Linked DNA regions of Homo sapiens: region 2 is linked to region 1. A link is a loop called in an ENCODE intact Hi-C map of the cell type or tissue named here. Cell type or tissue: PC-3. All regions are shown on one strand. Each heading gives the region's core, and the rest is flanking DNA. Links, peaks and the distances in the headings are about the cores only.

The links. A loop is a pair of places that touch in the nucleus more often than their neighbours do. Peaks named below come from ENCODE experiments on the same cell type or tissue, not always from the same donor. Only the 100,000 strongest peaks of a DNase experiment are listed, where the experiment ranks them.
Region 2: it touches region 1 in a loop (5-fold over the local background); 5 of 110 quality-filtered maps call a loop at or near these places.

The regions. Positions count from the first base shown.
Region 1 is chr2:229,710,907-229,723,702 of GRCh38, reverse strand. It overlaps DNER (delta/notch like EGF repeat containing), which reads left to right and starts at 9,148. Exons shown (of 13, transcript NM_139072.4): 1 at 9,148-9,555. The coding sequence starts at 9,280. RefSeq lists enhancers at 7,692-8,465, 8,466-9,240 and silencers at 9,078-9,137, 9,208-9,317. In PC-3, for the core only: CTCF peaks have their summits at 7,411, 7,611 (motif pointing right) and 9,850; a DNase peak (open chromatin) is centred at 7,592; H3K4me3 peaks cover 1,939 bases; H3K27me3 peaks cover 1,663 bases.
Region 2 is chr2:227,884,753-227,897,548 of GRCh38, reverse strand. DAW1 (dynein assembly factor with WD repeats 1) reads right to left here. Exons shown (of 13, transcript NM_178821.3): 2 at 12,126-12,198; 3 at 7,549-7,693; 4 at 6,236-6,294; 5 at 3,632-3,754. Among named protein-coding and RNA genes, the nearest start is that of DAW1, 20 kb to the right of the region's middle. In PC-3, for the core only: a CTCF peak has its summit at 6,851 (motif pointing left); no DNase peak of the experiment used is centred there; H3K27ac peaks cover 689 bases.

The sequences.
Region 1 (12,796 bases), core at 3,092-11,091:
GATCTCCTGAGCTTGGGAAGTCGAGTGTACAGTGTGCCAAGATCATGCACTCCAGCCTGGGTGACAGAGTGAGACCCTGTCTCAAAAGAACAAAAACAAAAACAAAAAACAAAAAGAAATATGTTTGAAAACTACACTGAGATACTTTAGGCTTTGTATCCCCACCCAAATCTCATCTTGAATTGTAATCCTCATAGTCCCCATAATCTGCACATGTCAAGGGAGAGACCAGGTGGAAGTATGTGAGCCATGGGAGTGGTTCCCCCATGCTGTTCTCATGTTAGTGAGTGAGTTCTTACATAATCTAATTGTTTTATAAGGGGCTCTTCCTCTTTTGCTTGGCACTTCTTCCTGGCGCCTTGTGAAGAATGTGTCTTGCTTCCCCTTCGCCTTCTGCCATGATTGTAAGTTTCCCGAGGCCTCCCCAGCCATGCTGAACTGTGAGTCAATTAAACCTCTTTCCTTTATAAATTACCCAGTCTTGGGGAGTTATTTACAGCAGTATGAAAACAGACTAATACGACAGTTTTTCACCTATCAGATTTTCCAGTATGAAAAACTTTGATGAAACCTTATAATGGAGAGAACAGGGACTCCCACACATTAACTGGCAGGAATGTGAATTGGTAGAATGTCTAAGGAGGGCAATCTGGCACTATCTCTTGAAATTATAAATGCACATACCTGCTGTGCAGAATACAAATGATCACTTCTAGGCATTTATCTAATAAGTTGGCCAATATCTAAAGAAACTAGTGTCCTCTGGGATGCACTATGAGAGGTGATGCTGAAACGGATAGAAAGTTTTGAAGTTTGTCAATGATCTTTCTTATTGCCTTATGGAAGATATCTCTGTAGTAGGAAAATTAGCCCTTTGATTTTGAGAAAGTATGCACATGATTTTTCCTAGTGCTTTCATATAGCATATGGTGATTTTTGTCATGTGAAATTCTTTAATTTTATGTTGACACGTGTTTTGATCTTTCCTTTTTTAATGCCTTCTGGATATGTGTCACACTCCAATATTACAAAAATATTCTGCCTTGGTTTCTTCTTGCATTTTTAAGGCTTCGTTCTTTTGGGTTACCTTGACATATTTGATCCACTTGGAGTTTATTGAGGTATAAGTTGTGAGGTATGGATTCAATACTATTATTTTTCCATGTGATGACTCACTTATCTCAATACAACTCATTGAACAAACCTTCCAGCTCTTAGCATATTTTTCTCTGGACTCCTAGTCTGTTCCATAAATTTGTCTATTTAATGTGTCACACTATTTTAATTATTGTAGTTTTATATTATGTTTTAATATTGGTTAGTTCCACCCCATTTCCTTCTTGTTCAGGAGTTTCTTGGCTTTCTTAGGTTGCTTATTTTTCACATGAACTTTAGAATCAGCTTGCCCAATTCCATACTCTCCCTCACCAAATTCCACTGGTGATTGTATTTATTATGTTAAATGTACATATTAACTTAGAGGCATTTATATTTTATGATGTCACATCTTCCCATTCAAGTATATGATATGTCTTTACATTTGTCCAAGTTTATTTTGTGTCATTTGATTATATTTAAAAATTTTCTTCAATAGGTATTTCACATTCTTGTTATAATTATTACAAAATTTTTTGTTTCTGATGTAAGTGAGATTCCCCACCCCCCATCAACTAACTGCTATTATTTGCATATATGTGGGTTTTTGATTCTGTGTATTTATTTTGATATCTTATGGAATTTTCTTATTGTTTGTAGTATATTTTAAGTTGTATTCTCTAAGTATGATATTATATTGTTTGCATATAATAATTTTACTTCCTCTCCAATTAAATATTTATAAATTTGCTTTTGAATACTGGTTAGGTTTAATACCTCAAAAACAATATTAAATGATAATGATGATGGTATCATCTTATTATCAACTTTAATGGGATTCCTTTTTATATTTTTTCATTAAGCATGATGCTGACTTTTGGGTTGAGACAGAAGTGTTGCACTGTAAGGTAGCAGTTATCTTTTTTCATTTTATTATTTATCAAGAATGTATATTGAATTTTATTAAATGCATCTTCAACATTTATGAAGAAGGCCATAGTATTTTTCTTTTTAAATCTGTTAATATAGGTAAATAGGTTTTCTGATAATCATGCTTTTGTTCTGGAAATAAATCTTACTTGGTCATTATATATCAAGTTTTAAATAATTTGCTGGATTATTTTGCTAATTTTTTTTTTTTGAGATGGAGTCTTACTCTGTCTCCCAGGCTGGAGTGCAGTGGCATGATCTTGGCTCACTGAAACCTCCGCCTCCTGGGTTCAAGTGCTTCTCCTACCTCAGCCTCCCAAGTAGCTGAGATTACAGGTGCATGCCATGATACCCAGCTAATTTTTGATTTTTGGTAGAGACGGGGTTTTGGCATGTTGGCCAGGCTGGTCTCAAACTCCCGACCTCAGGTGATCTGCCTGCCTCGCTCTCCCAAAGTGCTGGGATTACAGGCATGAGCCACTGTGCGTCTGGCCTATTTTGCTTTTTTTTTTTTTTTTTTTTTTTTGAGATGGAGTCTTGCTCTGTCACCAAGGCTGGAATTTGATGGCGTGATCTTGGCTCACTGACACGGCTGCCTCCCCAGTGCAAGCGATACTCCTGGCTCAGCCTCCAGAGTAGCTGGGATTACAGTTGTGTGCCACCATGCCCGGCTAATTTTTTTTTGTATTTTTAGTAGAGATGGGGTTTTACCATTTTGGCCAGGCTGGTCTGGAACTCCTGACCTCAGGTGATCCACCCGCCTCAGCCTCCCAAAGTGCTGGGATTACAGGCAGGAGCCACTGCACCTGGCTGCATCAATTGTTTTTGTATGTGTCATATAGCTCTGTTGAGCTTTTGGTGTCAATGGTGTGTGACTGGGGTCACATGTCCATCTCTGAACCAATCTGTCACCAGAGGAATGCCCAGGTCTAGGTCATGTGGCTACTCCTGGACCTGGCAGTGGGGTCAGTTTCATGTGCAGCACATGGGCTGAGAGTTGGTTTCCCCATGGCAAAATGGGGCCCCAGCTATCCAAGAAGGAGAGATACTCACTAGATGGAGAAAACCACAGATGTCCCACCATAGGCAATTTGGTGATAATGTAGCTTGGATATTTCAGGCTTCATTTGTAGTAGAGACAGGAAGCTTCTTGGCTGATAACTGAGTGAGTCATCAGCACTGTTATCAACCCTCGACTGACAACTTCCAGACTTCTTTTATGTGGGAGAATAAACCCAAAATTTGTTTAAGCCATTAACACAAACACCTTCTATATGGAAATAAAAGCATAAAATATTGTGTCTGGAAAACCCAGAGACTGGATACTACTCTATTTTCAGATCCCAGAATAAATTCAGGTGCAAAGAAGAGGACTTAAATTGCATCTCTTTATTTGCGGGTCAGTTATGTGGATTTATTATATGATAAATCACCTCCAGCTTACTTGGGATTTAGCACCCATCTTCTTTCTGAAAGAATCTAAGTTTTCTGTAGCCATTGGCAAAATGGTCTCTCTATTTCCCTCTGGACCTTCAGTTGCCTATAGACAGTGACGTCATTCCTGCTACCCCTTTCTACATTTGGTTAACTTTTAAGGATACAAGAAAACACCCCTCCTCCCTGCAGAGGGTGGGACTGGATGCTGGATTAAAGCTGGCATCACCTTGAAAGAAAAAGTTGGCCATGTATAGAGAGAAGAGACACTGGATCCTATGTTCCAGTATAGGGAATTAAAAACAGTTATTGAGTTTAAAATAATTTTCATGTTATCAGGAATCAATGTGAAAATACCTGATTTCCACTTGGAAGTAGCTCAAGTGCTTTATGAAATATTTATATAGGGAAGATATGCTTCCTTGCTGTCTTTTTATTCAAGACCTCATTTAAACCTACTCTAGATCAAATCAATATTACAGTGATAATGTAAAATAAATTAAAACTGTTTTAAACAGCTGCTGGAACAATGGTTTAATTCAAATCAGAGCAAGTCTAGAGGGAAGAAAGTAAATGTGAACCTGTCTCAAACAGAATTTAAGAATTGTTCATTGATTATAGAATAAAATAATCTGAATATATATGCTAACACTTAAATGACTAATTTTAATAAAGATACTACTAATTAAAGGAATAAGATAATTACCTAGTGCTTGTGGCTATAATGTATGCAAATCATTTATTCTTCATGACGATTCTTCAAAGACACTTAAAACTCCCATGTACTTAGTATTTATATTTTTTACACTGCCTTTTTGGGTTGATTGATTGTTTTGTAGGAAATACTGGAAGTGGAGGAAAGGTACTATGGGAAGGTGGATAAAGCATAAACTGGTGATTTGGAGGCTTGGAGCCTCATTCTGGTTCTGCAGCTACTCAGCCTCGACAGCTATTAGCTTCCTCAGTGCATCCTCTTCCTCCTCAGAAAAGATCTTTGGAGAGTCCCTTCCGATTTTCACATCTTACACCGTCACAAATCAGGAGTAGTAGTTACCTTGCAGAGAGGCAAGTGAGCAAACTAACTAAAACTCTCAAGTGCCTCCCCACAATAAACCAAAACCCAGCAAGCACCGTGCATCATACCATATATTATTGATACATACAGACATATGATACATATGTCACATATGTGATGCACATCACACATACATACATGATGTACATCACACACAATACATACATCATCCATATTTATATGATATATACATCACACATATGTACATATATTCTATATGTATATCTATATTTGTCCCTATAGCTCATGTGCAATATCCACTAAGTATCAGACTTTACATTGAAGGATACATAGTATCTACTTAGTGTCAGACTCTGCACTGTAGGAGATTGATATATCAGATACAGAGTAGAGATTCAAACAAAGCGTGGCTCCTAAGCCAGACTCCTCCTTATGTTTGAGTCTTGGCCATGCCTCTTGCAAACTGAGTGACTTTAGACATTTTACTTCAGCTCATTTCACCTCAATTTTGTCCTTTAATTGGGCACCAGTCATACTTCCTACCTCATCATGCTGGCATTAGGATTAAATGAGATAATATGTAAAGAATACTCATATTAGTGTCTGGTACACTGTAAATACTCTACATCACCACTATCATCACCTAGAGCTCTATAAAATTGGGGTTTCTGTCTCCTCTCCATGTTATATGACATCTGAAGGTCAAAAAGAATAACTTGCCCAGTGTTGTCATGGGTCCTGATAGAACTGTTCTGGCCAAAGTAGGCTGGTGCTGTTCTTCATGGTAGAAAGCTGTCACTAGGCAATGTGTCCCTTCTCTCTATACGTGGCCAACTTTTTCTTTCAAGCTGACTCCAGCTTCAATCCAGCATCCAGTCCCACCCTCTGCAGGGAGGAGGGATGTTTTCTTGTATCCTTAAAGGTTAACTGGATGTGGGAAGGGGTAGCAGGAATGACGTCACTGTCTACAGGCAAATGAAGGTGCAGAGGGAAATAGAGAGACCATCTGCTGATGGCTGCAGAAAACTTAGATTCCTTTGGAAAGAAGGTGGGTGCTAAATCCCAGGTAAGTTGGAGGGGATTTATCATCTTATGATAAATAATTTAGTTTGGGTCTTAGTTCAAATCCTGGGAGATCAAGCTTGGTAACCTTTGCAATTTCTTCTAAATATAAGTTTCTAAGTCTGTGAATGATGACACGGTGCACCCAGGCTAGCATTCTCACAGGATGCCGTGGTGGACAGAGTATGAAAACCTCATCAGGAGTGGTGTTCTCATTGAGGCCAGTGGTTCCCAATTGGCTACCTGTGAACCTGCTGGCCTGGAAAGTTGATTTTCTCCATTTGTGACAAAATGCAAAAAATAAAGACAATTATATTTGCATTAGTTTGTAACATTTTTATAATAACCTATGGGTATAATGCAATTGAGGTGTAACTCTAAACTAGATCTGTGAAGAGAAATGAGTCCTGTAAATTGTTTTGAAATTCTTCCTTTCCACCAAATCCAGAAGCCTTAGAATTTCTAATGGGATCCAGCCTTCTACCTGGCAGAAATAGTACATGTGAGATCACTAGTCGTGCTGCCTGGCTCATTGGGAACAATCAGTCCTGCTCTGCCATTTACTAGTGTGTGGCCTCGAGTTATCTTACATCGTTGAGACTCAGTGGTTTAAAACTATAGTGGTTTATTTCTTATGTCATATGCCCATTGCAGGTTCCCATTGCTTCACATTGTCCTCTCTCAGAGACACAAGCTGGAGGAGCCCCCATTGCACCTCTTGGAATCTTGCCAGTTGTCACGCTAAGGAGAGGAGAACACAGTGGGACATGGGCAGGATTTTAAAAGTTTCCATCTGGAAGTGGGGCATACTATTCCCTGCACATTTTATGGCCATGGCCAATAATATGACCACATCTAACTTTAAGGAGGGCAGGAAGAGAAAGTCTTACGAAGAAGTAGCAGTAAGATCGAATGTACTATCATTCACCTCATATTCCATTTCATTTATTTTAGCTCAGCATTTTTACTGATTAAGATAAATTTACATGTTGATTCTGGTATGAATTTTATCAGCTGCCAAAAATTTCAACTCCATGGTTATTTCCCTAAAAACTTCTTGTAGCTTGATAGTGACCCCCCGATTGGTATGTTGTTAAACAGTTTTGAGTCCACTTAGCTGAATTTTCTCCATAAGGTGATCATGAGAAATGTTATCACTTTTTTTTTTTTTGCTAAAATCAAGATACATTATTGGTATATTTGGCCTTTGACTTGTCAATATAAGGACTCTATCAAAAAAGGAAATGAGGTGGGTCAGGATGAAGATTTGATATTCTGTAAGTTGGGAATAATATAAAATAAAAGCCTGGATTTTTAGCTTTCATTTAAACATAGAGGCAATATTATTTTAATCACTTTTGCTAATGTGACAGGGTAATACATTGGTTGGACTTTTTAGTTGAGTATTTGGGGGATCTTGCAGATGGTTGAAAAGCTGTCAGTAAAGTACCAGATCAGCTTTCGGAATCTACAGAAAAGACCCATTTCTCTGAGCGTGGTAACAGTAATAATAGTTAACACTTTCATGGCACTTAGTACATGGATGTTTTGGGACCAGGACATGCAAATCAATATGCTTTTTCCCCAGCATTAATCATGTTGCTCTGCCTATAAGCTAAGGTGCTGGAAGATTATAGTTTTCCTTTTTAGCCTGGAAAAAATGAAAGGATCTTGTATTGTCTCTGCCATAATATGCATTTTAAAGATTAAAGACTAAGAGAATACTTTTAGCAAGGAAAATTATCTGAAACATGCAGTAACCAGCATCCAGAAAATAAAACCACTTTTAATTATCCTATATTTCAAAATAATATGAAATACACAAACAAAGGGGTTGCTCAGGCAAAAGTACAATAAACTGAAATGTGATTTTAATTAACTCACAACCTTTTTACACTTCATCTTGCTTCATTTGTGTGTGTGTCTTGATGGAAGGCAATGAAGAGCACTATCCACTAGTCCAGGATTTAAGGTAAGAGAAGTTAGTTTCAGGAAAGAACGCAACTCCAGGGGCACAGAAACCACCTGAATGACGACACTAGTACCAGCAGAGGGTGCTGGCGTGGCACAAAATTAAGAATTTTCAAGAGGAAGAGGTCTTAGATTGAAAGACAGCAGGTGTGAGGAAAAATGTAATAACTCTATCCACTTGGAGGTCTGAATTCTCCGCTTGCAGATCTGTCTGGGGTTCAGTGATTTCCTGCAATGGCCACATGAATTTTAGGTATCTCCTGAAGCAGAAAAGTGTGACATTTGCTTCTGCGTTTGAACAGGACAGGGAGAAGCCGTGCAGTTTGCCTTCTGTTTCCACTGGAGGACTTTTAGCAATCCCTGGCGTCTGTGACACCTACAGCAGAAGTTCACATGGAGTCCTTACTTTAATTTTTTTAAAAAACAAAACAAGCTATTTTTGTGTTTACTAAAAAAAAAATTGGCCCAGACTGTCAATCCAGGGGAATCACATTTTCTTTTTTCATTTGGCCACCTTAAAAAGAAGGTAACAGGTACCTGGGAACCCACAGGTAATAGAGATTGTGAAAGGTCAGGTGGAGGAGACAAGGCTGGATGCGCTTTATTCAGCGGAGTGCAGCCTCCTTGGCGGTCGCAGCACCAGCCAGCCCAGCCAGGACGTGTAGAAGAGCCCGCCCCCCCCATCCCCTCCGAAGTAGGTCACAGCGAATGCTCCTTTTATGCAGAGTCCCCTGTTGCGATTCCTGCCGCTAGCAGCGCCTCTGCCAACCTGGGCTTTTGAACTGTTCTTTCGGGCGTTCTGGGCTGGGAGTCAATTGACCCACTGGATTCGAATCCAGACTTTCTGGGCCTCAGTTTCCCCCTAGGTTCAACGACAGGGGTGGACAGCCTTACACCAAGGCCTCTTCCCGGCCTCACACGGCGCGGCCAGACGTTCCTTAGTGGTGCGGCAAGGCCCCGCGCTCTGGAAAGGGCCGGCGAGAATGAGACAGCTGGGTCAGCACCAAGGACAAGGGCCCCGGGTCCGCCTGGCGGAGGCGAGGTCACTTCCAGGCGAACCCGGCTGCTGAGCAAGCGTCGGGCGCAGGGTTCCGTGGCCGGGCGGGAGGGCTTGGGGTGCCGGGAGAAGCGCTGTGGGAAGGGGAGCAGTCCCGGGGGATGAGGCAAGGCCGGGCCCCGCGGCGGTCTCGCAGATTCTGCGCCAAGAGGCCAAAGGTGGCTGCTGCGAGCGCGCCGCCCCTCCCTTGAGGCGCCCTGCCGCCTCCCGCGCCCTGCCCTGCCCGGGCCTTGGGGCGCACTCGGTGCTCCCGGCTCTGGAAGCCCCTCAAAGCCCCGCTTCCCTCACTCGTGGACCTCTCCAGCCCCTTTCCTGCCCCAGCGTCGCCTGGCTCCCTGTACCAGGGCTGCTTCTGGACACACCCGTGACTTCGACCCACTCCTGGGGGATGGGGTCCCGCATCGTCTTCCTGCAACCCCCATCCCAACTCCCTGCGGGGAAAGAGGCCCCACTCCCCGATGCTCCAGAGCCGGGGCCGCCAGGCGCCCCGCCCCCCGCTCGCCCCGCCCCGCCCCGCCCCGCAGGCCCCGCCCGCCGTTGCCCGGGGAACCGCGGATCCCGCAGCTGCAGGAGGCGCCCGGCCCGGCGGAGCAGCCCTAGCCGCCACCGTCGCTCTCGCAGCTCTCGTCGCCACTGCCACCGCCGCCGCCGTCACTGCGTCCTGGCTCCGGCTCCCGCGCCCTCCCGGCCGGCCATGCAGCCCCGCCGCGCCCAGGCGCCCGGTGCGCAGCTGCTGCCCGCGCTGGCCCTGCTGCTGCTGCTGCTCGGAGCGGGGCCCCGAGGCAGCTCCCTGGCCAACCCGGTGCCCGCCGCGCCCCTGTCTGCGCCCGGGCCGTGCGCCGCGCAGCCCTGCCGGAATGGGGGTGTGTGCACCTCGCGCCCTGAGCCGGACCCGCAGCACCCGGCCCCCGCCGGCGAGCCTGGCTACAGCTGCACCTGCCCCGCCGGGATCTCCGGCGCCAACTGCCAGGTGAGTGGAAGCGGCGGGCGCGGTGCGGGGCGCTGGTCCGGGACCAGCAGCCTCTTCCCGCCGGCCCTGCTGCTGCTGCCCGACAATGGGCACGCCTGACACAGGCTTTCCCACTTTGGGAAGAAGATGGATCCAGTCTCTTGGCCCGCGTGGACGCGGACCCCCGGGCCGACCCTGATTCCCTTACCCGCCCTGGTTCCCGGGCGGGGCCAGCCGGGCTCTCGGGGTGTGCCGCTCCGGGGCTCGGCACTTCTCGCGCGGGGCTCTAGACGCTCCGGTTGGCCACTGAGTGGCGCGCCCCTCCAGGCCGGGCCGAGCCAAGAACCACTTGAGCGGTGCCCGCCTTGGCAGCGCGGAGGAGCCGGCTCCGAGCGTCCCCGGCGAGGTGTTCAATGTCCAGGTGGTCCACGCTCCACGTCCGGCTGGACCCTGTGTGTGTAAAGGGTGTGCGGTGTGGGAGGCAGGTGATGGTGGGCCCCGTGCCAGGTGGTGGGGCACTTTCTCCTTCTCTTCCTACGCCCTTGAGGGCTGTGACAAAGCAGCCAGAGGACGAGGAGGGCAGCTGCCTCCCCTCGGCCTGCGACCAGCCCTCTCTAAGCTTAGGAGCAGTGTTGGAACAGTCGGAGGCATTCGAGGGGGCATTGTACGTGGCGCTGGCAGGGCCGCCCTTCCTGCCGGACGCTCCACGGGGCGCACGCTTGGGGCTGGCAGCCGGGGCGTGAGCAGGGCACCGGGAAGCCGCCAGAAAGCGTGGGGGCGGTGCGAGGGATGGGACGATGGGATGTAGCCAGCAGCCGCCCGTGAATTTGGGGTTTTCAGGAGAATTTGGCAGAAAATAATATCTGGGGCTTTTACAAGTCCGTTAAAGCTCTGTGAAACCTATTAACATCAACATTTCCAGTAGGCAATTTGGTAGGACTGTGTGTACGGGTAGAAAATCCCCAAACCTGTATTGCAGGGTAGGGCAAATAATGAAGTTATCTGAAATGATTACATTAAACCACATGAATATGGACGATATTTGGGATCAGATACTATCTTCCTTACATTTAGGGTGGAGGAGTTTGTTTCATATAAATTTGATAACAATGATTGGAGAGTTACTTTGAGAATGCTCAAATAGGTTCTTTCAATGGGGAAAAAGGCTGCCCTTTCATTATGACAGGTTTTACATTTTTTAGAGGTAAATGGGATTGAGAAACTTGACCTTGACAGCCAGATTTTTTTGCATTTATCTAGAATCTTTTTATTTCATTTAATAGCAAATTAGCAAACTGAATCTATCTTTTCAACACTGTGCTCTTCCTCTTTGTTTACTGGTTACAATAAGCTTTAGTTACTTGAAGGGAGGTGATGAGGAGGAGGAAGAATTTGTGTGATGTGAGCCTCAGGAGTAGATTTGGGACATGATAGCTTCTTGGGGGAAATGCCTGTTGGAGCCATTCTAACCATTAGAACAAAATCTTGCTTTTGCAAAAGTCAAAATAACTGCAAATCAAAAACCAAGGAATGCACTCACGCTAATTTTCCCTGTGGATTGATGATTTATATGACTTTTCCTGAAGAAATGAATTGTCTGAGTGTGTCCATCAAACTGCTGTTATATTCACACGTCTGAATTTTATCCTTCAAAGAAATAGTTGATTTGGACCTAGGGTTTAGTGGGAATGGATGGGAGAAGGTAGGTTAGAGTGCCCATCGATTTACATGAGAAGAAAGACTCACTGGGAATTTAACACAACTCTGAGATGGTTTTTGGTGACTCTAAAAACAGATATAAGACATCTTCAAGAAAAAGAGCTCTTTAGTGCCACCTAAAGATGACTAACAGCGAAACATAAATATTTTGATTTGTCCTAAGTAGTGACTTGATGTATAATATAATTCATTCCGAAGAGTCAGGAACTAATACATAACATTGCAGGACCAACTGGATCAAAACAGATTCAGATTTCTTTTGTAGCTCCCATTGGAGGTAGGCTTAGCTGTGTGAACACCATCCACCTGAGCAGAAGCAATACTGCATGCCCTGGTGTGTGAGTTGGAGAGAGCGGTGAAGTTACTGTAATCCTCATAGGAAAGCTTAGTGAACTTGGAACTTGATTGGACTTGGTTACCCAGAAAAACTTACTGAGATGATTCAGGGCCTTACAATCCATAAAAATGGATTCCTGATGATTTTAATTTAATCGTTCATGATCTCGCAGTAAGACTTGAGACTCATTTTTCATGGGAACAGCAAAGAACACAAAAGACAATTTCAGAAGAGAAGTTAAACCTGGGGTGGTGGGGAGGGGAGGGGAGAGAGGGAGAGAGAAACTACACATACTCAATTACAGATAAGGAAATTGGATCTTAGCCACTGCAGACTATGTGGTTGCTGAAATAGAACCTTGTGCTCACTGGATAAATTGGAAATGGAATTTTACCTGGATGTAAAGAGGATCTTTTAACAGAGCGTCACTCCTCCTTCTCCAAAGACAATAGTGTTAGCAATGGTAACATTAGAACCTAACCTTGAAGTTTCTTTCTGTGTGTGGGGAAATTTTGAGAAAATCATAAACTACGAATTAGGATTAAAATGGCTGTCTTTAGGCTTTTTTAAAAAAGGATGTCTTTAGCTTTTCTGTGGTTGGCTGATTGAGTTTGCGTAAGTCAATGGGGTCTAGGACATGCTTCTTTTGTCACCTGAGTCATGGAAACTCCTAGGATTTGGGAATTGTAGGTCGTGTGGGTTTGAAGTCAAGCTGAAGTTAAAACTACTGGGTCTTATTTCCTCATCTTCAACGATGGGATCTATGGGACCTACCTCATGAAGATAGTGATTCCATTCCTTGATGTCTGATTGCTGCTGACAGCTTTAAAGCCTCACCTCTCCCCTTCCTCTTTTCCTCCACATCAAAACAAGCTGATAAGAAAGCCCAGGGGTTCCCTCCTTTGGTGCTGGTGGGAGGTTCAAACCATGCAAACTCCTGCCCTGTGCTACTCCAGCCCCAACCCCAAAATGCAGCAAAACCCACAAGCCAGTCTCCTTTCCCTGTTCTCAGAAGCCATTTAAACCCATTTGGGAGCTGCCTGCTCTCCCCAGAGAGCCCCATTATGTCAGCAGTAAACCTTTTTGTATCCTGTGTGTGTGTGTGTGTGTGTGTGTGTGTGTGTGTGTGCGCGTGTATGCATGCCATTTTCAGTCTCAGGGTCCAAACCAAATTTTGAGTGGGTGTCCATCCTGTCTCTGTGGGAT
Region 2 (12,796 bases), core at 2,642-10,641, 1.8 Mb after region 1:
AACTAAAACCTTTCTTTTAACCCTGGCTTACAACTGTCTTTTACACCAGCTCTTCAAGATGTTCACCCAATTGGATTATCATTTACAGTACAAGCTCAATTTCCCAAAGTGTAAGAGATCTCACAACCCAACACATATATCCTAAAGCAGACTAGAAATGTATATTTATCCAAACTAACATTGATGCCTTGATTCTCCCCCTTGTCCCAGGACACCCATATTTCTATAGTGTCTAGGTGGTCTCTCAGACTAAAGCAAAGTGCCATCCTCTTTGTCAATGCTCCAAGGGCAGCTTGTACTGGCAAACACTCACCCACCCAAAGCTTCCTAACAGAGTGTCTGACCTAGCTTTCTCCTCTGGTTTCCAGCCCAGGGCATTTTACTTCAGCTGCTGATGTCTTCCAATACGTGCTCAAGATAAGCTCAAAGCCCTGTGCTTTTTTTTTTTTTTTTTTCTTTTTTTGAGACAGAATTTTATTCTGTCACCCAGGCTGGAATTCAGTGGTGCGATCTCAGCTCACTGCAACCTCAACCTCCGGAGCTCAAGCAGTCCTCCTACCACAGCCTCCCAAGTAGCTGGGACTACAGGCACATGTCACCATGCTTGGCTAAATTTTTTTTTATTTTTTGTAGAGATGAGGTCTCACTATGTACATTCTTTATCAGTTCCCTCAATTCATTTTTCCATTCTTCCTGGCCCTCAAACATGAGTGTGGAGTTGCTGTTGTTTCTTGACTGATATCTATTCTATCACAAACTGTTCTCTATATCCACATGACACCACATTATAGAAGATATCTCTCATGTCAATGTGTTGAGAATTACTTTATTGAGTCAAAGCTTACTCCTGCCCTAAGGTATAAAGCAGATAAACAGTAAATTGGTTGAAGTTTTTCCTTTCTCTCTCTCTCTCTCATACACACACACACACACACACACACACACACACACACACTCCCTCTTATTCTTTGGTGATTGTGTTGAATTTATGCTACTGAAACCCCAATGACCCCAAAGTGCAATGAGAAACACTGCATTCACGCATACATAAATCATCAGGCGAAGATAACTGATTGGACACGTGGGTTTTTCATCAGGGGCTCTTGGTAGAATTCAGTTGAAGAGTCAAAAAGTATCCCTCACCTCCCCAACAAGAGAAAACTTCATTCTCAGATAGACACCCAAACACATCATGTTTGTTAAGTAGACTATTAAAGGATATGGCATTATGTTATAGAGAATATCCTTTAAATAGCATTGCAGTGAAAGTAGGAATTATACCAGATGTAAAATAGTGTCATTTATAATTTCAATAAAATCTTTATCTTTTCATAAGCTGGCATAATAAGGTATTATAAAAACTGTCATTCTCTGGAATATAAAAATGCATAGATCAAAGTTAAATTTTCTAAAACTTAATTGGAACGCTTAATCACTTTAATGTACCAATTTAAGTTGGTGCCATCACAATTAACATGTTTTGAAAGGGTACTACATTTCTAAAAGATATTATATTGGCAACCTAGATATCAAGTTTTTTAACTGTAGTATAAAATGTCTATTCTAAGTGTATCAAATTTTTATGAAATTCCTCTATTCTTCCTGCCCCTTCCCAAGCAATGAGTGTATTATGGTATCATGAGTGTATTGTCATATCTGCATCCTAAATGACCTCCTTGTGTCTTGTTTCTTCTCACATCCAAACCCTCTGACCTCTTCTGTCTGCCAGAGCTATCCTTCTATTTAAAACATCACTTTCATTTTTCCCCTTTTTGTTCCCAAATCCTTGATGGCAACTTGGTCCCACAGGACAGAGTTTAAACTCCACTGAATGCTCTGACCTCACGCACTTCTGTTTTTCAACATGAAATGCTCACTGCAGAGACTGGCCACTGAGTCACTACAGAGACTGGCCACTGAGTGTGCCCGATGAATCCCCTCCTGGAGACACTGAGCTGCTGAGGTCTCTTTGCCCCGTGTGTCCTCTCCACTGCTCACCACCCTCCATCCTTCTGGCATCTTCTTTCGGCTCACACCATCTCCAAAGACTCTTACCAGGAGAAATCACAGTGATCACTTTCTTGTCTTAATTGTTAAATCATTTACTGTTTTGTTCTAGTCATCATAACACTATAGTAAATGAACCATATTTATAGAACCAGCTTCCTTTATGGAAAAATTCATTTAGCATGTGCAATCATGAAAAAATACTTGCTTGTCTAAAAAAGGTATATTCCATTAGATATAAATATATATTTATTTGCCAATCTTTTCACAAGAGGCCACTGTCTTTCTTTGACTGTGTGTCAGCTAAGTGGAGTTCACCATCTGTCTTTCAGAAATCGTATCAAACCTCTACAATATCTAGTTTTCTTTTCTTGCAAGTGGAATGAGAACTTAAAGAACTTAAACATACGTGCAGAACAATCTGAGTACAGAATTTTTCTAGATTTTGACAGTGTGATTTCCAATTGAACATTGATCTCCTCCACAACTTCATTTAGTTGTGAAACAATTTTTCAAAGATTTGCCTTATTTATGCTTCCCTAGAAAAGACCAGCTTTCTTTTCACACTCATATTTTATTGGTTTATGTAATATTTAGTTAAATTACACGTTATGTTACACAATTACAATTGAAAGTACAACCAACATAAGCGCATTGGTTGACAAATACAACTAACTCTTGATCAGCTTAGAACCTAACCAGCAGGAGGAGGATGCCCATTCCGGCGGGTATGTTCACTGCTATAGATGTTCAGGGTGCCATGGGAATCAGCAGTGTGTCATGAGGAAGAATAGAAGACACTGTGCAATCTCCTGTTCATTATCTAGAGGTTGGTTTAAAAATACTTCTGTTGTACTTGGTATTGTTATTTAGCATGTTACCACACACATTTTTTTCCTGCCTGGCAAGACTGTAAATTAACTTCTAAATGAAGTAAACCATGCTGTGTGTGTCTGTCACATTCCCCCAGAGGCACCAGCCCAGAGCTGTGAACATCAATAGGCAGTGCCTGTCGGAACTCCCAAGGATTGAGAGTCAAGTCTTGCCTGAGCACGAACTCCAGCTCTCCTCTTTACTACCGTGCGATCCTTGGAAGCATATTTGAACCTTGTATTCTTTTTTTTTTAAGACAGAGTCTCACTCTGTTGCCCAGACTGGAGTGCAATGGTGCGATCTGGGCTCACTGCAACCTCTGCCTCCTGGGTTCAAGCGATTCCCCTGCCTCAGCCTCCCGAGTAGCTGGGACTACAGGCATGCGCCACCATACATTACATACATTAGCCCAGCTAATTTTTGTATTTTTAGTAGAGATGGGGTTTCACCACGTTGGCCAGGCTGGTCTCAAACTCCTGAGCTCAAGTGATCCACCGCCTCGGCCTCCCAGAGTGCTAGGATTACAGGCGTGAGCCACCACGCCCAGCCTTAAACCTTGTATTCTATATGCGGATAGTGATAGCTAACCCAAAGACCCTTTTAAGCTTTGAAGGAGGTATTTAAAAGGCTTCCAAAGCACATACCAAGCACTCAATAAATTTAGACCTCTTGTCTTCTTCCCTTTCTCCCCAAGCAGATGGAGGGATGAATAAATGAATTAATAAACAAATAAGTGAAGGGATGAACACACCCGTAAGGATTGTTGAATGCTATGGCATAAACCACATTCCTGTGGCCCTCCAGCGTGTTCAGCTCCTCTCCAGACGCAGTGTCCCAGAGCTTGCACGTCCGATCATAGCTTCCTGTGATAAAGCTAACACAAGGAATATAAACACGTTGCAGGGAAGAATGGCAGTGTGTTAATAAAGACTTCATGTTTTACCTGTAGGATAATAACTCTATTTATTATGCTGTTTGTTTGTTTGTTTGTTTGTTTAAGAGGGAGTCTCGCTCTGTCACTCAGGCTGGAGTGCAATGGCGTGATCTCGGCGCACTGCAACCTCTACCTCACAGGTTCAAGCAATTCTCCCGCCTCAGCCTCCTGAGTAGCTGGGATTACAGGCACCCACCACCACGCCTGGCTATATTTTTTGTGTGTGTTTTTAGCAGAGATGGGGTTTCACCATGTTGGCCAGACTGGTCTTGAACTACTGACCTTAAGTGACCCGCCTGCCTCAGCCTCCCAAAGTGCTGGGGTTACAGGTGTGACACACCACGCCTGGCCTATTATGCTTTTTACAATGGAAATCATGTGTGCAGAACAAAAAGTTAAATTGAGAACAATGTCTAAATTGGGATATATTCCATTGTTCCCTCCCCCAACCCCCACCCCACCCCCGAGACAGAGTCTTGCTCTGTCACCCAGGCTGGAGTGCAGTGGTGCGATCTCAGCTCACTGCCACCTCTGCCTCCGGGGTTCAAGCGATTATCCTGCCTCAGCCTCCCAGGTAGCTGGGATTAGAGGTGCGCCACCATGCCTGTCTAATTTTTTTTTTTATTTTTAGTAGAGATGGGGTTTCACTGTGTTGGCCAGGCTGGTCTCCAACTCCTGACCTCGTGATCTGCCCACCTCGGCCTCCCAAAGTGCTGGGATTACAGGCGTGCGCCACCACACCTGGCCTATATTCTGTTTAATAAACAAATGAATGGTTCCTTTAACATAGCTATTCTCCTACAGGAATAGTGAATAGAGTGTAATGTAAAATAGCAGCATCTTAATCATTCCTTCAATATTCAATTAAGAAAGAGACTTTCTTTCTAAAATATCTCTGAAATCAAAATATTGCTTCAAAAGTATAACAAAAATATATTTCCCCAGCACAGAAAACAACCCACAAAATTGAAAAGCCAGTCTGAATGTCAAGTGGTAACAAGAAAAGGTGAAGAAAAGTCTAATAGCGAAACTCAACTAAACAGGCAGGTTGACAAGACAAGGTATCTTTGATTCTCTCCTAGGTATTTTCCTTCTACCATCTTCTCCCACAGACTTCTTCTACCTTTGGACAGATGCAAACTCGCATTTGCAACTATACACATATATACTATAGATACTTTATGGGTTGAAATATATGCCCTCAAAATTTATATGTTGAAGTCATAATCCCCCAGAACCTTAGAATGTGAATGTATTTGGAAATAAGATCTTGCAGATATAATTATTAATAGTTAAGTTACGGCTGGGCGTGGTGGCTCACGCCTGTAATCTCAGCACTTTGGGAGGCCAAGTTGGGCAGATCACCTGAGGTCAGGTGTTCGAGACCAGCCTGACCAACATGGAGAAACCCCGTCTCTGCTAAAAATACAAAAAATTAGCTGGGCGTGGTGGCAGGCACCTGTAATCCCAGCTACTCAGGAGGCTGAGGCAGGAGAATTGCTTGAACCCTAGAGCTGGAGGTTGCAGTGAGCCAAGATCGTGCCATTGCACTCCAGCCTGAGCAACAAGAGTGAAACTCCATCTCAAAAAAAAAAAATTATTAAGTTAGGATGAGATCATGCCGCAGTAGGGTGGGCCCTAGTTCAATACATCCTTATAAGAACAGGCCATATAGGCACAGACATGCACAGGGAAAACCATGTGAAGATGAGGGCAGAGCTCAGGGTGATGCTTCTCCACACCAAAGATTGCCAGCAAACCACCAGAAGCTACAGGAGCTGTGGAACAGCTTCTTTCCCAAGGCCTCAGAAGGAACTGACCCTGATGACACCTTGACCTCTGACCTCTAACCTCCCCAACTGTGACACAATACATTTTGGTTGTGTAAGCCACTCAGTTTGTGCTACCTTATTATGGAAGCCTTAGCAAACTGCTTATTTTATGTCTAGTTTGTGTTTATTTTATGTCTGTAGGTCAAGACGAGACTTCTCCCTCATCTCTCCTACCTAGCACGTCAGCTCCCAAGCTGATCACAGCCATGCTCTCAACAGAGACTTGAAGCTGCTGTTTGCCATACCCCAAATCACTGACCTAGATGGAAAGTGCCTGCTCTGAATAGACTGATCACAACCAACCAAGTTAGATATGAGGCCACCCTGCCCGACTCATTCCTGAGTTGAGTTCTTCAGTAGCTACATTTGCTGAGAACCCAATATGCCTCCCATTCACTGCAGCACAAATACGACAGAAAACTCAGATTAGAAGAGTGGGAGAAAGGGTTTATATTTCTCCTCAGTATCCAAGGGAGTACTGAAATCAGAAAAATGAATATATTATGTACTTATCTAACTGGAATCTTTGATAAATAAACACAGAAATTTGTTTCACTGCTAAAAATTAGACATAAAAAGAGAATCTTACCATGAGCCCGATTTGTTAAGTGCAACATTAGTCAGTGGCAATATATGTGCTTTGAGAACCTTCAGTGAAAGAAAACACCATTTTTTAGACTCAAACCAAATTAAATTTGTTAGTTATAACTTCAAACCAATGAAGACATTCAATTTTTTCTTAATTATACATCAGAAACAGGCAATATCTGATTTACCTTTAGACAGTGCTATGTGGCATCTTATTGATAGCACTAATTTGTAACATTTTCTTTTACATATGGCATGTGGTTTTGTATACATGTATAAACTGGGTATGTAGGAAATACACTAAATATGTTTCAATAAAGATTTGACAATGTATTATGACTTTATGAATCCTGAAGCTCCTTTAGTGTCAGAATATGTCTTCCTTATCTTTCAATCCCTACAACATCTAACATACAGTGAATGTTTAATGAATATTTATTGAATGCATATACATAAATTGGACAATCTATTAAGAGTGATTGGCTGGGCTGGGACAGTCCAAGTTATGTCTGTTACCAAAATGTAACTATGAATAGCATCTACTTTCACCATCAAAAATGTTCCCTTTGGAGAATAAATTGAGACACGCTAGTTATACAGCTCATATTTGAAATTAAACAGTGCCACCTACTGGACAAAGAAATGTTACAAGACTATAACATCCTCTTCCAGAAACGAATGCCTGGATATTTTGTATCAGGTGAGTCTATAACTAATAATTATATGTTACTATCATAATTATATTTAAATCATAAAAGATAAAAGCAGTGTAATATGAAGTAATTCTAAGGTAATGACAAAGGAAAATTAAAAGCTTTCCTTGAAGTACTAAACGACTATATTTGCTATATTTAATCATCAAAAAAACTATTTAAAAAGCATATTTACATCACATTAAAATTATATGTCATACAAATAAATAATTTACTGAAATATGGTTTAGTTCACATGAAAGCAGAAAATACGAAATGTTGATTTGTCATAAAACACAACTTCTTAACGTTACTTTAACTAGAAAAAAAGCTTTAGTTATTCCATAACTTAAAACTATCTTAATAATAATAACCCTTTAAATTTATCATTATATGAAGAGCTGAAATCTTTATTTAACCTCTCAAGGAATAAGTGTTTTGGATTTCACTCATTCATTTAACAAATAATTATTGGGACAATCTTAGCAAACATATGTGAGGCACTACAATCAATCACTGACATGCCTTTTTCATGAAAAAATATTTTTAGGGAAAGAAAAATTAATAAAATATCAATCATTTCACTGAAATTCTTCTATCTGATTGTTTTTAAATCCATTACCTTAAAAAGATAGAACGTGTGATTGCTGTTCTGGCCGAGTTTCTCTTGCAACCTCTGTATCAAAAGTTTGACTTGCTCTGTTCGTGAAGCTGTGAGTAGAGGTTCTGCCTTCTGGATTTCTTCTACTAACGCACTGACATCAGTGCTGAAATACACCCAAAAAAGAGTTTCTTTTATTTTATGTCAAAATTTGCATATACCTATATTACATGAAGAATTGATTGTATTGCTTCATGAAGCACATTTATAAAATGTCAAAAACACCATTATCTTTCCCAAGAGATATCTGGGGGTGGGGCGGGGAGGATCATACAAATCAGTAAATAGATGATGGCAGGAAAGCAAGAAGCTTGGATTTTCTACAACATATTTTTCCAAAGCTAAGGCTTGTTTCATGGAGGGTGTGCCAAGAGTCTAATGTTCTCACCTAGTGTTGTGGTTTGAATGTTTGCGTCCGCTCTAAAATTCATGCTGAAACATGTTCACCAATGTCACAGCATTAAGAGGTGCGGCCTGAATAGGTAATTAAGTCACAATGGTGGAGCCCTTCTGAATGGGATTAGAAGCCCTGATAACAAGGCTTGACAAAGAGAGTTCATCCCTTTTGCCCTTCTGCCCTCTGCCATGTGAAGACGCAGCATCAAGGTGCCATCCTGGAAGCAGAGTGCAGCCCTCATCAGATGCCAAACTTGTAGGGGCCTTGATCTTGGATTTCTCAGTCAGAACTACGAGAAACAAATAACCCTGTTTCAGGTCTTTCTTTTTATGGCAGCACAAAATGAATGAAGACACCTAGGAAGGCCTAGTCCATACTAGTTCTGAACATGAGCTCTTTTTCTTTCTTTCCTGTTTCTTTTGAATGAACATGTATTGAATGTTCCCAGCAGCATACTTTTCACTTTACATATGTTCTCTTATTTAATCCTGTAACAATCTGCTAATGTAATGCTTTTATCATAATTATTTTAGAGATGAAGAAACTGAGGTTCAGAAAGATTAGATTTAAAATATTTTTAGGAAAAGAGAAAAATGCCTAACCATAAATTTAAAGCATCATAAGACTAATATTAATATTTATTATAGACTAAAATATTGTTTCCCTGAAAGATAACTGGTCTGAAAAATATACAGATAGATTCAAATTTTCTCTAGCATTCAAATAATTCATAGAAATTCTGAAAAATGTTGCTGGCACAGAATAATATTCGTTCAAAAAAAGGTATCAATGTATATACACCATGAAGCATCCAAAAAAGAGCCATTTCACAAATCATGTCACACACGTGTCCAGAAGATGCACTATGCAGATTCCCCCACCTTTAAGAAAGAATCAAGCCCAGAGTCAGGGTTGGAGCTTTGTTGCCTGACAGCTTCTAGCTGCAGCTCTTTCAGGCTGTACCTTGGCATTCCAGGCCAGGGCTGCCTCTTCTCTGGTGGCTCTCCGTCCACAGCTGAGCAGGGGCAGAGCAAGAGCCTGGCCGTTTCTCCCTGTGAGGCACTCCTCTAGCTGGCAAGTTTTGCTCCTGAGCTCTTCCAGATTGGCAGAGATTCTGTTGTCCCGCCTTCTTCATCGAGGTCAGATGGCTCCTCCCGCCTGATCCTGCTTCTGCTTCATGCCCTGGACTGTCACAAGTGTCACTGCCCAATAAACCTTTGACTCACCCACTTCTGTCTCAGTATCCAATTCCCATGAATGTGGCCCCTGATAAGTATCCCCCTCTTCACCTCATCAACAAACATTAAGCTCCAGTTTTGTGCAAGGCACCGAGCTAGGAACCTGCTCATTCAATTGACATTTATTGAGTTGGTACTATTGCTTTAGCACTGGGTGTGTAAAAGATATGGTCCCAGCTCTCAAGAAACATAATCTATTAGATTAGGAGTGAATATTTTGAACAAAAATGAACCAGGAACCATCCATAATAATAACTTGGATAAACCCTGAGATATTTCATTGTCAAAAAGATAATTAATTTCATAACAATTAAAAGGGTAAAAATGCCCCTTTGAAACGTTTTCAACAACTTATATAAAAACAGATTTCCTCGCAAGATCCAAATTAACCAGATAATCTACACGCTCCAACCCTGTAGGATTTTCATGCAATAATTCCAGCATGTCATCTATGGTGCCAGTGTTTTTACAGGCACAATACTTCCAGATTCTTGCACAAAACTAGAAATAAAATTCACACTTTTTTGAGACATTTATTTACTTTCTCATATCACCAAAAGGTCATGTTTATGAGTGGCTATGCCTTATATCTCCTCAGGAAAGCACAGCACGATTGAGTGACTATAGTTAATATGAAGACTTTCAAAGTGTTGAGTGCCTGGATTCACAGCCCACAAGTCCTTTTTGAAATCACCTAATAATTCATACTTCTTAGATATAAAAATCTGTGGTTTTGCAGAATGTCTAGCTGGAGGTTATTCTCTCATATAGAAGCTTATCTGTACCACTTGTGTGATGTTCTATGTTGTACAAGTTGTTTCTCAAACTAGACAAAAAGCCTATCAAGTGTAGGGATTATGAGTAATATCTTTATAGCCTCTTATAGAATCTAACCCAGATTAGATTCTTACATATGTGTTGAAGGTACATATACATAATTGCTGACTAAATAAACAAATGTCTCACAAAGAAACTTCCTGCATGCTAGCATCATCAAACAAATCAATAACATGTTCCATTTACAAAAATCACAGGTTGGGTTTGATATTAGGCCTCATCTTTTCTGAAAATAACAAAGATTGTTGTATTCAATGAAACTATCTGTGCCACTGTTCATTCTTTGATTTTAAAAAAATATCAATTGACTACCTTCTTTGTGCCAAGCACCCGAAATAAGACTTGGACCCTACATAGACCATCATCCTCTGAGCCATGCCCCAGCCCCACCCTAGACACGTGCTCCCAGAAACATCAAACCTCTCAAGTGGCAGCAACTCCAGGATTAAGAGAGCCCCTCTCTCATCAGTTACGGTGTCAAGTGGACTCATTATAAAACTAGAGAGCAGCCCATATAAGAAAGCTCCTTTTGCTTACGGTCTCAGGCCACAAACCTAAAACACAACATTTTTGTTTTGTTTCTTTTGTGATTTTCACCCATTGAGATTATTTTCACCTTATCTGAACTTAGGCTCTCACAGGATAATCACTAGTCTGACTCTCTCTTGAAGTAGGATGTTTGTTTGTTTGTTTGTTTGTTTACAAAGACAGAGTCTTGCTATTTTGTGTTGCCCGGGCTGGTCTCAAACTCCTAGCCTGAAGTGATCCTCCTGCCTCGATCTCCCAAGATGCTGGGATTACAGGTGTGAGCCACCACACTTGGCCTTGGCCTTGAAGTGGAGTTTTGTATGAGATTTCTTTTCTTTTTTTTTAAAGACAGAGTCTCACTTTGTCACCCATGTTGGAGTACAGCACCGCGATCTCAGCTCACTGCAACCTCTGCCTCCTGGGTTCAAGCAATTCTCCTCCCTTAGCCTCCTGAATAGCTGGGACTACAGGCATGCACCACCATGCCTGGCTAATTTTTGTATTTTTAGTAGAGACGGAGTTTCCTCATATTGGCCAGGCTGCTCTCGAACTCCTGACCTCAAGTGACCCTGCTGCCTCGGCCTCCTAAAGTGCTGAAATTACAAGTGTGAGCAACCACGCCCAGCTATTTGCATTAGATTTACTAAAGAGAATGAACTCTGGGTGTTATTACATCACAAGAGGTTTCCTCTGGGCTAATACCAAGCTTCAGTAATAGAGATTAGGTCTCCCTTTTCTGCCCCATGACAATTAATGAGGAGGAACATATGCAGTCAGCCCTATGAAGTATTTAATAAGAAAATAACAGGCTCAGTAATATTCTTAAAACTCAGTAACAAGTACTTCTCAAAAATGTAAAGGTCACTGGTTGGGCACAGAGAATCGCTTGAACTCAGGAGGCGGAGGATGCAATGAGCCGAGATCGAGCCACTGCACTCCAGACTGGGCAACAAGAGTGAAACTCTGTCTCAAAAAAAAAAAAAAAAGGAAAGAAAAAGAAAGAAATTAAGGTCAGCAAAAATAAGGGAAGTCTGAGAAACGGTCGCAGCTTAAGGAAGCTTAAGGACACATGATGGCTAAATGTCATGTAGGATTCTGGATGGAATCCTGGAACAGAAGAAAGGAATTAGGGAAAAACTAAGAAAAACTGAATAAAGTGGGCCTTAGCTAATAATTATGTATCATACTGGTTCATTAATCCTAATAAATGTACACCGCTAATCTGAGATGTTAACATCAGGGGAATCGGGGTGTGGAAACTCTACCTTCACGGCCTTTCTAAAATCATAAACTAAAAGGTTTATTTTTTTAAGACCTTAGAAAAAAAAGAAAAGAGTGATAACCCTTTTCCCACTTCCTCTTCATTCAGCAAGACCCTCAGATACAACTCCCTGAAACAAACAGAAACTAACACACCACAGAAGAACAATTTTTAAAACATAATGTATTATCTGCAGTTTATGCAGCTCATCCACACATCACTCTGTGTCAAGGCTTCCCAGTGAACATTTATTTGTTGAATCCTACAGCTTACTTACCTGGGACCAAGATCAAGCAAATCTATGGACTTAGTCTTTAATTCTCCATGTTTTTCATATTCCAACATAATTCCTATAGAAATAAACAAACATGTTATAAAACACTTACGATAACCACCTATGTCAAAAGTTAACCTACCTTGCCACAGTTTTTTCCATTTTTATTTTTAAAATTTTTAATTTTTTAACAAAAAATAAGCAGTGATATCTAGTTCCAAAACAAGATCATGTAGACAAACTTTTCCCTGGTCCTTCCCTCTAAATATAACTAAATACCCTTGAAATTGTCCAATAGACAATGAAAAAATAATAGAAAGTTGGATGGAAGAAGGTAGACTGGCTATAGGTTTCAGGGCTTGAGGAACGACTACATGGTGAGATTCCCGGATTTTCTTTTTATCACCGCATTCCACACCCCAAAACTAGGACAAGAGGGCCCTATTCCCTGACCCACAAATGGGGCCCCTGCAAGCAGTCTGATCCCCCAGTGGAAGCTTGGGGCTGTTCCAGTTCCCAGTGCACATTCTGGGCCCCAGCAGGCAGTTGGATCTGGCTGCAGCCCCATCAACAAAGTCCTGGGACCTCCCAGACCCCACTCCACAGCCAGGCCATTGGTGGACAGTCCTATCCACTTGCAAAAGGGGCAACGGTGACATCCAGGGATGTCTCAG